2 separate regions of the Homo sapiens genome follow, and region 1 is linked to region 2. The links are chromatin loops, found by intact Hi-C in ENCODE. Cell type or tissue: heart right ventricle. All regions are shown on one strand. Each heading gives the region's core, and the rest is flanking DNA. Links, peaks and the distances in the headings are about the cores only. Region 1 overlaps CORO7-PAM16 (CORO7-PAM16 readthrough). Region 2 overlaps SRL (sarcalumenin).

Region 1 (5,366 bases), core at 308-5,307, 200 kb after region 2:
TGGGAGGTCAAGGCGGGAGGATCATTTGAGCCCAGGAGTTTGAGACCAGCCTAGGCAACACAGTGAGATCCCTGTCGCTACAGAAAATTTAAAAAGTAGCTGGGCGTGGTGGCACGTGCTAGTAGTCCCAGCTACTCAGGAGTCTGAGGTGGGAGGACTGCTTGAGCCTTAGAGTTTGAGGCTGCAGCAAGCTAAAAAAAAAAGAAGAAGGTAAATTTTATGATATGTGTTTTCTTACCACAATTTAAAAAAATAGCTATTAGCCCACAAAAATACATTGCTAAGTTAAAGAAGCCAATCTGAAAAGCTACATACTACATACCATATAATTCCAACTATATGACATTCTGGAAAAGTCCAACATACAGACAATGAAAAGATCAGTGCTTGGCAGTGATCTGGGAGGAGGGCGGAAGGGATGAACAGGTGGAACCCAGGGGATGTTAAGAGCAGTGAAACTACTCCGTATAGTGGTTACATTATGTCATGCATTTATCACAACCCATAGAACATACAACACAGACTGACCCCTCATGTAAACTGTGAGCTTTAGTTAATAATAATGTATCAGGCTGGGTATGGTGGCTCAGGCCTATAATCCCAGCACTTCGGGAGGCTGAGGTGGGTGGATCACTTGAGGTCAGAAGTTTGAGACCAGCCTGGTCAACAAGGTGAAACCCCATCTCTAAAAATACAAAAAAATTAGGCCAGGCATGGTGGCTCACACCTGTAATCCCAGCACTTTGGGAGGCCGAGGTGGGTGGATCACCTGATGTCAGGAGTTCGAGATCAGCCTGACCAACATGGAGAAACCCCGTCTCTACTAAAAATACAAAATTAGCTGGGTGTGGTGGCACATGCCTGTAATCCCAGCTACTCGGGACGGGGAGGCAGGAGAATCACTTGAATCTGGGAGGCAGAGGTTGCGGTGAGCTGAGATCGTGCCATTGCGCTCCAGCCTGGGCAACAAGAGTGAGACTCTGTCTCAAAAACAAAAACAAAAACAAAAACAAAAAAACAAAAAGTAGCCGGGTGTGGTGGCACGTGCCTGTAGTCCTAACTACACAGGAGGCTGAGGCATGAGAATCACTTGAACCCAGAAGGCGGAGATTGCAGTGAGCTGAGATCGTGCCAATGCACTCCAGCAGTGCAATAATAATAATAATAATAATAATAATAATAATAATGTTTACCATTGGTTCCTCAATTGAAACAACGTACCACACTCACGCAGGATATTCATCACAGACACTGGGGGAGGAGGTAAGGAATATGGAAAATCCTTATACAACTTGCTCACTTTTTCTGTAAACTTAAAACTGTTCTCGAAAATAGTCCATCAACTAAAACAACCCAAAAAGAAATGCAGGGGAAAACCAAGTGAATTCCCGCTCCATGTGCAGCCCCTCCCTGAGAGATGAGTAGCCTCCCTGCTACTACCAAGTTCCAGGCTAAGTGCTGGACTCTGGGGCCTGGAGGTTGTCACGGGAAACCGCGGGGAAGAACTTAGACCTGGTCATGGAAGGACAAACAGAGCTTGTGCTGGGAAGGCAAAGGCATTCGAGGAAGGTAAAATAGCATGAGCAAAGAGGTGGAGAAAGGAACTTGCTGGTGTGTGGCGTTGGGGGAGGAGAGGCCACGTGAGGAGGCAGATGGTGGGAACCAAGGGGGCCGTGGGCACACGCATGGCTGGCAGAGGCGGGGGCCTGTCTGGAGAGGGCCTCAAAAGCCAGGTCTCCCTGGTCTGCCTCAGCAGGGCCCTGGTTTTATGCCGCTCCTGGCAAAGCCCTGCCAGCTGCAGTTTACCAAGCACCTGCTGCGTGCCAGGCGGGCACCAGGTACAGTCCAGGGACTGGCTCTTAAAACTCCACTACTCCACACCTCGGATTCAGAGGGATGGCGAGGGACAGAGAGAGGAGGATGAGAGACAGAAGACAGAGACCAGAGAGAGAACAGCGAGGGACAGCAAGGGATGAGAGAGGACAGAGTGGGACAGAAACAGAGCACAATGACAGAGCGGGCCAGAGAGAGCAAGTAGAGATCAAGGACAGATACAGGGGACAGCAGGAGACAGGCAGGACACGAGCGACAGCAAGCGACAGAGGCTCTCAGGAGATGAAGGGCAGGACACGACATCCAGCAGTCAGGGCTGCTCCTGCCCCACAGAGGTGCAGAGACCGACAGCCCGAGTCCAGATGCCAACACCACCACTGACCAGCTATGACGTGGGCAAGCCCCCGAGCCCCCTATGGTTTCTTTTTTTCCTTTTTTTTTTTTTTTGAGGTTTTAGTTTGTTTGTTTGTTTGTTTTGAGACAGAGTCTTGCTCTGTCGCCCAGGCTGGAGTGCAATGGTGTGATCTCGGCTCACCGCAACCTCCACCTCCCAGGTTCAAGTTATTCTCTTGCCACAGCCTCCCAAGTAGCTGGGATTACAGGTGCATGCCAACATGCCTGGCTAATTTTTGTATTTTTAGTAGAGGAGGGGTTTCACTATGTTGGCCAGGCTGGTCTTGAGCTCCTTACCTCAGGTGATCCGCCTGCTTGGCCTCCCAAAGTGCTGGGATTACAGGCGTGAGCCACTGCACCCGGCCAGTTTTGTTGTTGTTGTTGTTGTTGTTGTTTTTTAAGAGAGAGGGTCTTGCTCCATCGCCCAGGCTGGAGTGAAGTGGCTCAATCCGAGCTCACTTCAGCCTCGAACTCCTGGGCTCAAGCAATCTTCCTGCCTCAGCCTGGGACCACAGGCGCGTGCCACCATGCCTGTCTAATGTTTGCATTTTTTTTGTAGACATGGGGTTTCACCATGTTGCCCGGGCTGATCTTGAACTCCTGGGCTCAAGTGATCCTCCCACCTCGTCCTCCCAAAGTGCTGGGATGACAGGCGTGAGCCAGCGACCGGCCACCCGCCCAGCCCTGTGAACTGTGAGGATGCGGACAGCGCCACCCCTGGGCAGGGCTGGGCGCTGGGGCTAAGGGCGGAACTCACAGCACACACTCCATGAGGGCAGCTGGGCCACCCTCATGGAGGAGCTTAACGCGGGGTCCAAACCAGGGTTCAGAGTGGGCACTGAGGCTGCTCTGGCTCAGCGGAGAGGAACTGGGCTGCAGAGGCCGCGTCCTCCCCGGCTCATCAGGCTCAACCATGCCGGGAGTCAGGAGCGCAGCAGGCCGGAATGGGCCATCCGTGAGGAGAGCGCGCCCCCTAGCGGCCTCCTGCCCCTTCTCTCCCAGCTCGGGAGGCCCCTTCACCCAGTGGGAGTAGCTGAGAGGGAGCAGGAGGGGGCTTTGGTGGTCCTGGGAGGCAGACCTGCTCACACAGAGGCAGGACAGGAGTGGAAGCCAGGGGCACGGAGGCTTCCCCGCCAGGAAGGAGATGGGGCGGGGGTGGGGGCACACTCTGGTGGAAAGTCCCATGACCCCCCACCCCCATCCCCATCAGGCAGCCCGTGGCATGAGCAGCTCCAGTGCATAAACCCAGAGCCAGGTGCGGCTGCAAAGAGGGGCTCACGCTCGCTCCTGGTGTGGGGTGGGCCCATCCAGCAGCTCCAGCCACAGCTCAGGACAAGCCCTCGCTCTCTGCACACTCATGGGCATCACTGGCTGCCCTACCACAGTCAGGCCGCCCCCCACTCCCGGCTCCATACTGCCAGGGTTTCCAGTGTAGGATGCCCCCACCAGGACCCCGATGTACTCCCTTTACAGCAAAAGAAGGTGGCAGCCGACCCAGGGCTGAGGTACCCATTGGCCCTAGACTGTGCTGACAGGTGCGGCTTGGAGGCAATGCTGCGTCCCCGCAGGCGGAATTCCTAGGTCCAGGAACCAGGGAAGGAGGGGGAGTCGTTCCACTAAGCATCACTCCCACGACCCACTTAGGAAATGTGTGCTTCTCGTCCCTGCAACTTTAAGCTCTGGGTTTAGCGGGGGAAAACACATCCACTGGGGAAGCAGCAGGAGCTCCTCCGTCTGTGACTCCTATGACTCTTCCTGCAAGACACCAGTAAGCAAGGAGAAGAGTGGCCAAGCCGGTGGCCCATGGGGCTGCTCACTGTCCTTCCCTACACAACTGTGATAGTAAATAGGGCTCGGACCCCCAGGAGGAGGGCCTGGACCACCACACCTGTGACAGAGGGGCAGAGACAGTTTCTCAAAGAAAGATGTCACGGTCCCAAGGCAGCCATCCCTGAGTCCTGCTGAGACTACCCAGGCCATCCCCTCTGCCTGGGACGCCCGTCCCCTCCTTCTCAGCCAGGGCTCATCCCTCAAGGACCGGCCTCGAGCTCACTCTGCCTGGGAAGCCGTCCCCAGCAGGGTTAGGTCAAAGCACGCATACCAGGTCTCCCCAGAAGGGGCTCCCTGGGGGCCTTATTGGCCCCCAGAGCTTAGGCCAGTCTCTCAGGACTCTCTGCTCAACGCACACCACAGAGGAAAAACTGATCAAGACTGGGAGATGCGGCTTCCACAAAAGCAGAGTACAGAAAAGAAAGTTAGACTAGGGTCCCTCCAAGTATGCAGAGCCCTGGGGCGGAATGCTCAGGTCTGGTAGGCCTCCCTGCCCTGCTAGCTCCTGTTCGGCTCCATTCCCAGGCCTCTCAGCCATTCTTCATGTGTCTTCAGGCTCGGCACACCTCCAGAAGGGCCCTGATGGGTGCCCTCATTCCCAGCAACCCCGACAGGTCTTCAGAGACCCTTGGTGGTACCCACGGCCGCCTCCCTGGGGAAGCCCTTTGGCCCTGGTTTCAGGCTCCAGCCTGGTCCTGGCTTTCCTCCTCCCACCTCCTCCCCTGCAGGCTCTTCTCATCCCCTCCTGGGGGCAGCACTATGTGGTCAGCAAATCAAACAAACGGGACCTTTTCACCTGCAGCCGGATTCTGCTCAGAGCCCCTCTGGGCCCAGACTCCACTGACACCTCCAGGTACCGCCGGCAGCTCAGCAAGGCTGCAGCCACCCTGGAGCGGCTCTGCCTAGAACATTCACACCAGGTGCTCCTCTAGCGCCCCCTCTCTGCCACAGCACATCCCCGTCCCAGTGACAGGCCTCTCCTACTGCCTCAGGACCGCCACGCCTCCCACCCAATCCTTCTCCAACACTTGGCTTCCTCCTCCCAAAGGTCTCCGCCACTCCCGGCAGAGAACAGCTCTCACCTCCCCGCAGGCTGCCACGCATCCCCCTGTAGACACTGCCCCTCCTGCCACACACTGTCCATGTGGTTCCAAATGCGAATCCGCTCCCCTCACTGCACCACCTGCCCTACTCTGGCCTTTAACACTTCATTGCCTTCCCATTACCCCTACGGCAACAGGCACAACCCTTACTCACCACCCAGCACCCGCCTGCCCCGCACCTGCCTGTCCTGGCCCCGATCCCTGCCT
Region 2 (5,366 bases), core at 292-5,291:
CACAAGGGGTATGGCACCGTACTCCAAAGCATCTCACCGTCCATCCAACTGAGTTGTGGAATTCTCCATGAATCAGACGTGTGTAGCCCCCAGTGGCGCTTCTCTTGCTACGTAAGTGTGATCACCCAGTAAAAAGACACAGAAGTCACTTTTGGGCCTTGCCCAGATCCTTGGCACGTCTGCCCCCACCACAAGAAGGATCTCAGTGAATTCAACAAACCCTGACTCCGAACTCACTCTGGGTGAGGTCTCCTGGTTAAATCTGGAGGAGAAAAGCCCATAGAGAAAGGAGGACGGAGCTTCCACATGGAGAGAATCTGGGTTGAGAATGGAGGATGGATGTGGAGCAGCTTGTATAATCTTGGGTGGTCTGGACTCAGACCCTTCCTGTCTCCAGCCTCTGCAGCTCTCCTCTCCTCCAGCCTGGGGCTCCCCAAATTCCCAATACAGCCTAATCCTGGACTCTGAGGCCAGTGTCTCTCTCTCTCTTTCTGCCCTCTTTTGTTTAGAATCAGGGTCTCCGTTGCCCAGGCTGAAATGCAGTGGTGCAATTGTGCCCCACTACAATTACTGGGCTCAAGCAATCCTCCCACTTCAGCCTCCCAAGTAGTAGCTAGGACTACAGGCATGCACCACTATGCCCAGCAAATTTAAAAATTTTTTTTTGTAGAGATGGGGTCTTGCAACGTTGCTCAGGCTGGTCTCAAACTTCTGGGCTCAAGCAATCTTCTCACTTGGCTCCCCAAAATGCTGGGATTACAGCTATGAACCATTGCACTTACCCTCTTCTAGGGCCACTCTCAAACACTAGCCTCTAAAGTCCATGACAAATTTGCCAGTGCCCAAAACCAAACAATGAACTGGCAATTCTTGGGTCCTGCATCCAATGTCCTTCCGAAGGCCATGTTGGGGAGATGACCCTGCAAGGGCCACTCCAGGTGGGTCCCTAAGAGGAAAAATAGAATGCTCTCGTGCTTTCAAATCCAGTGGACAGGGAGGGAAGGGGAGAGGCTTTCAACGTGGGGTGTGGTCAGTCTTATTGCAGATTTTCAGGCCTCAGCTCTTCCAGCTCTTCTCTGGACTACAGCACAGAGGGCCAGTCCTGCATAACTCAGCACTGAAGTTCTCCAGACTCGTCTCCCTGAGGCCAGCAGGCCACCCTAAAAACACTAGGCACTCCCCTTTTGTTTCATTTATTTATCATGATTTTAATTTATTTAATTTCTTGGTTCAAAGATCAGGAATATAAAAAGGTAAACAGTGAAAAGTCTCCCATCTCCATCCCAGTCTGCCTCAGCCCTGACACCCCCTGGAATAGGTAACCACTGCTGACTTCTTACATGTTATTTTAGACATTTTAATGCATATATAAGCAATATTTGTAGCTAACATATTCCCCATCTTTTTTTTTTTTTTTTTTTTTTTTTGAGACAGTGTCTCACTCTGTCGCCCAAACCACAGTGCAGTGGTGTGATCATAGCTCATATAGCCTCAACCTCCCAGGCTCAAGCGATCCTCCCACCTCAGCCTCCTGAGTAGCTGAGACCACAGGCATGTACCACCAAGCCCAGCTCATTTTTGTATTTAGAGTAGAGATGGGGTCTTGCCATGTTGCCTAGGCTGGTCTCCAACTCCTGGGCTCAAGAGATCCACCCACCTTGGCCTCCCAAAGTGCTTCTATTGCAGGCATGAGCCCGGCACCCAGCCCCTCCCCATCTTCTTTTCTTTTCCTTTTTTTTTTTTTTTTTTTTTGAGACAGAGTCTTGCTCTGTTCCCCAGGCTAGAGTGCAGTGGCACAATCTCAGCTCACTGCAGCCTCTGCCTCCTGGGTTCAAGCCATTCTCCTGCCTCAGCCTCCCAAGCAGCTGGGACTACAGGTGCGTGCCACCACGCCTGGCTAATTTTTGTATTTTTAGTAGAGATGGGGTTTTACCATGTTGCCCAGGCTGGTCTCGAACTCTTGACCTCAAGTGATCCACCTGCCTCGGCTTCCCAAAGTGCTGGGATTACAGGCGTGAGCCCCCACACCCGGCCCCATCTTTTTACAGAGAGCGTTGCCATATGCTTCCTCTTCTGTATCTTGCCTTCGGATGCTCTGGTCTTCCTTCTCCGAGGCTAAAGCTCAGTCCTAACCAGGTGGTGTCTTATACATGGCAGGCACATGTACGTTGCCTGAAAGCAACACCATGGCCCTGCCCCATCCCTCCCTGTCTGTGAATACACAGGAGACACTCACATCTCTGTGGAAGTCAAGCCCTGGCTGGGGGCCAGGAAGGGATAAGGAGGCTGAGAGGGTGGCAGGAATCCCCAGTTACAGCCACAGAGATGTCACAGTATCTTAACACCGGCCCAGGCGACACCAAGGAGAGCCCTAGATGTTCCGGTTCTCCGAGACAAACCACAAACAGGGCCCTTTCCTGGTGCTGTGGTTTCGGCTCCTCACAGCAGGGGGCACCGCTGGCCTATACAGGAGGTGGGAGGTGAGCCTGGGAGAGGTTACAAGGAAGCTGGCCAGAGACTAGGAGTTAAGAACCAAGCCCAAAAGGTGAGTGCAGGGGCAAGGAAGCGGGACCTCCCTGCAGAGCGCCATGCCCTGGGGACTCTGGAGCTCCTGGCCCTGCTGCTGTACACACAAGTTTCCTAGGAGGGCCAAGACTCCGGGTCTTAGGGCCAAGAGAGAAAGAAAAACCCTTCGGGAGGCTCTGCAAGCTCATACCAATAGCTGTGCATCCACTACAAAGGGGGGCGATAATTGGCTGCTAGGCTACAAAAAATAGTACAGGTAGCTGTGGAACAGGGTATTCCCTGCTTCCAGCTGTGTGATCCTGGGTAACCCAGCACGTCTCTGGGCCTCAGGCTCCCCTCTGTAGAGCAGGAAGAATACAAACCCTATTACACCCTGGCCACTTACAGCCATCCAGAGCATCAAATGAGATCATATAGAAACAGCCCAATTAACACAGGGAAAGATTTCTAATCTCATTCAAAAAACAATAAGATACCACTGCTAAATTTTTTAAAGATGAGTAACATTTTTAAATTGCATTGCTGTTGGGAAACAAGGACTCTCATCTACTGTTATTGTGAGTACAAATTGGTATCATGGGAGACAATATGGCAACAACTAGCAAAATGTTTAATTCCAGGGTTCCAATTTTTTTTTTTTTTTGAGACAGGGTCTCACTCTGTCGCCCAGGCTGGAGTGCAGTGGTGCAATCTCAGTTTACTGCAATCTCTGCCTCCCAGGCTCAAATGATCCTCCTGCCTCAGCCTCCCGAGTAGCTGGGACCACAGGCGCATGCCACCATGTCCAGCTATTTTTTTCTTTTTTTGAGATGGAGTCTCACTCTGTCACCCAGGCTGGAGTGCAGTGGCACAATCTCGGCTCACTGCAACCTCTGCCTCCCCAGTTCAAGTGATTCTCGTACCTCAGCTTCCCCAGTAGCTGGGATTATAGGCACCCACCACCACACCCAGCCAATTTTTGGATTTTTAGTAGAGGCAGGGTTCTGCCATGTTGGCCAGGCTGGTCTCAAACTCCTGGCCTCAAGGGATCTGCTCGCCTCAGCCTCCCAAACTGCTGGGACTATAGGTGTGAGCCACTGTGCCCGGCCATCGGATTGTTTTTAAAAGTGCTATGAGCCATCACGCTGGGCCCAATTTTTGTGTGTGTGTTTTGTTTGTTTGTTTGTTTGTTTGTTTGTTTGTTTTGAGATGGAGTCTTGCTCTGTTACCCAGGCTGGAGTGCAGTGGCACAATCTCAGCTCACTGCAACCTCTGCCTCCCGGGTTCAAGCAATTCTGTTGCCTCACCCTCCTGAGTAGCTAGGATTACAGCCGCCAGCCACTAGGCAGGGCTAATTTTTGTATTTTTAATAGAAACGGGGTTTCACCATGTTGGCTGGGCTGGTCTCGAACTCCTGACCTCATGATCTGCCCGCCTTGGCCTCCTAAAGTGCTGGTATTACAGGTGTGAGCCACCACGCCCGCCCCTAATTTTTGTATTTTTTGTAGAGATGGGGTCTGACTATGTTTCCCAGGCTGGTCTCAAACTCCTGGGCTCAAGCCATCCTCCCACCTCTGCCTCCCAAAGTACTGAGATTACAGGCGTGAGCCACCAGGAGGGTGCTGGTTTTCCAGAGCATGGCGTGGTCACGCAGGGGAGGAGCACACAGCTGTCAGAGGGAAGGAGGGAGGTTTCCACACACACAGCTCACCTAACAGGATCCCATGTTTGTAAAAACAAAAAACAACATCCATCTATGTGCTCACACATGAAGAGGAAATGCTTGGAAGGCTTCACTATAACGATGTGTTTCTCTGGGAGTCGAATTAAAGAAGTTGGAGGTCGGCTGGGAGCGGTGGCTCACGCTTGTAATCCCAGCACTTTGGGAGGCCGAAGCGGGCAGATCACGAGGTCCGCAGACAGAGACCATCCTGGCTAACATGGTGAAACCCCATCTCTACTAAAAATACAAAAAATTGGCCAGGCGTGGTGGCAGGTGCCTGTAGTCCCAGCTATTCGGGAGGCTGAGGCAGAAGAATGGCGTGAACCTGGGAGGCAGAGCTTGCAGTGAGCCGAGATTGCGCCACTGCACTCCAGTATGAGTGACAGAGCGAGACTCCATCTCAAAAAAAAAAAAGCTGGAGGTCAAGAATATAATTTTTATTTTTCAACGTATACCATTCTGCACTATTTGAATTTTTGCAACAAGTGTGTCTTATTTTTATTATTTTGAAAATCAATTTTGTAAAGAATCCAGGCCCAAGGGAAGCAGAGTGGAAGGGCAATAGCAGGAGGGGAAGGAACGGAGTGATCAGAGGACTCAGGCACCACCCATGAGTAGACAGGGGGCACCTGTGGCCTCTGGAGCACAGGAGGGATTGAAATAGGCATCATCGCCTTTGAAAACTCAAATGTGCATGACTGAAGCATAAAGGCTTAAAACCAAAATGCATCTGTAACACCCTGGTAAAGCATCGCGCTGTGCTGGTGAAAGGGTAGTTCCGTGATGGAGGTGTCGTCCTTTCCAACTCCCAGGGGGAGCCCAGACCCAGACCCACAAGTCCTTGCACACATCATGAATGAGCTCCTGAACCTGTGTGGGTACCGGGAGAGTCCAGGCCGGTCAGCAGTGTGGCCCCGCCGACAGGCCTGCGCCGTACCCGTAATCTCAAGCCCTACCTGTTATCTCAAGCCCTACCTGTGATCTCATGCTGCCGGAGCTCATTGTACTTGTAGGACTGCTCCAGAGGCTTGATGGATGAGTGGTAGATCTTCCGAAGCCGCTGCAGCACCGCTGGAGACAGAGAGGGCCGGGGGAAGAGCATCACGCAGGTGCGATCCAGGCAGCTCCTCCATTGTGG

What was found. Peaks named below come from ENCODE experiments on the same cell type or tissue, not always from the same donor. Only the 100,000 strongest peaks of a DNase experiment are listed, where the experiment ranks them.
Region 1: a loop joins it to region 2, with 5 times the contacts of the local background. A loop is called at or near these places in 22 of 110 quality-filtered maps.

What each region holds. Positions count from the first base shown.
Region 1 is chr16:4,399,647-4,405,012 of GRCh38, forward strand. All of the region lies in intron 6 of CORO7-PAM16 (CORO7-PAM16 readthrough), which reads right to left. All of the region lies in intron 6 of CORO7 (coronin 7), which reads right to left. Among named protein-coding and RNA genes, the nearest start is that of CORO7, 14 kb to the right of the region's middle. RefSeq lists an enhancer at 2,359-3,095. In heart right ventricle, for the core only: CTCF peaks have their summits at 3,193 (motif pointing left), 3,402 and 4,972; a DNase peak (open chromatin) is centred at 3,185; H3K4me3 peaks cover 287 bases.
Region 2 is chr16:4,197,963-4,203,328 of GRCh38, forward strand. It overlaps SRL (sarcalumenin), which reads right to left. Exons shown (of 6, transcript NM_001098814.2): 3 at 5,204-5,299. Among named protein-coding and RNA genes, the nearest start is that of SRL, 41 kb to the right of the region's middle. In heart right ventricle, for the core only: a CTCF peak has its summit at 2,441 (motif pointing right); a DNase peak (open chromatin) is centred at 2,439; H3K27ac peaks cover 825 bases.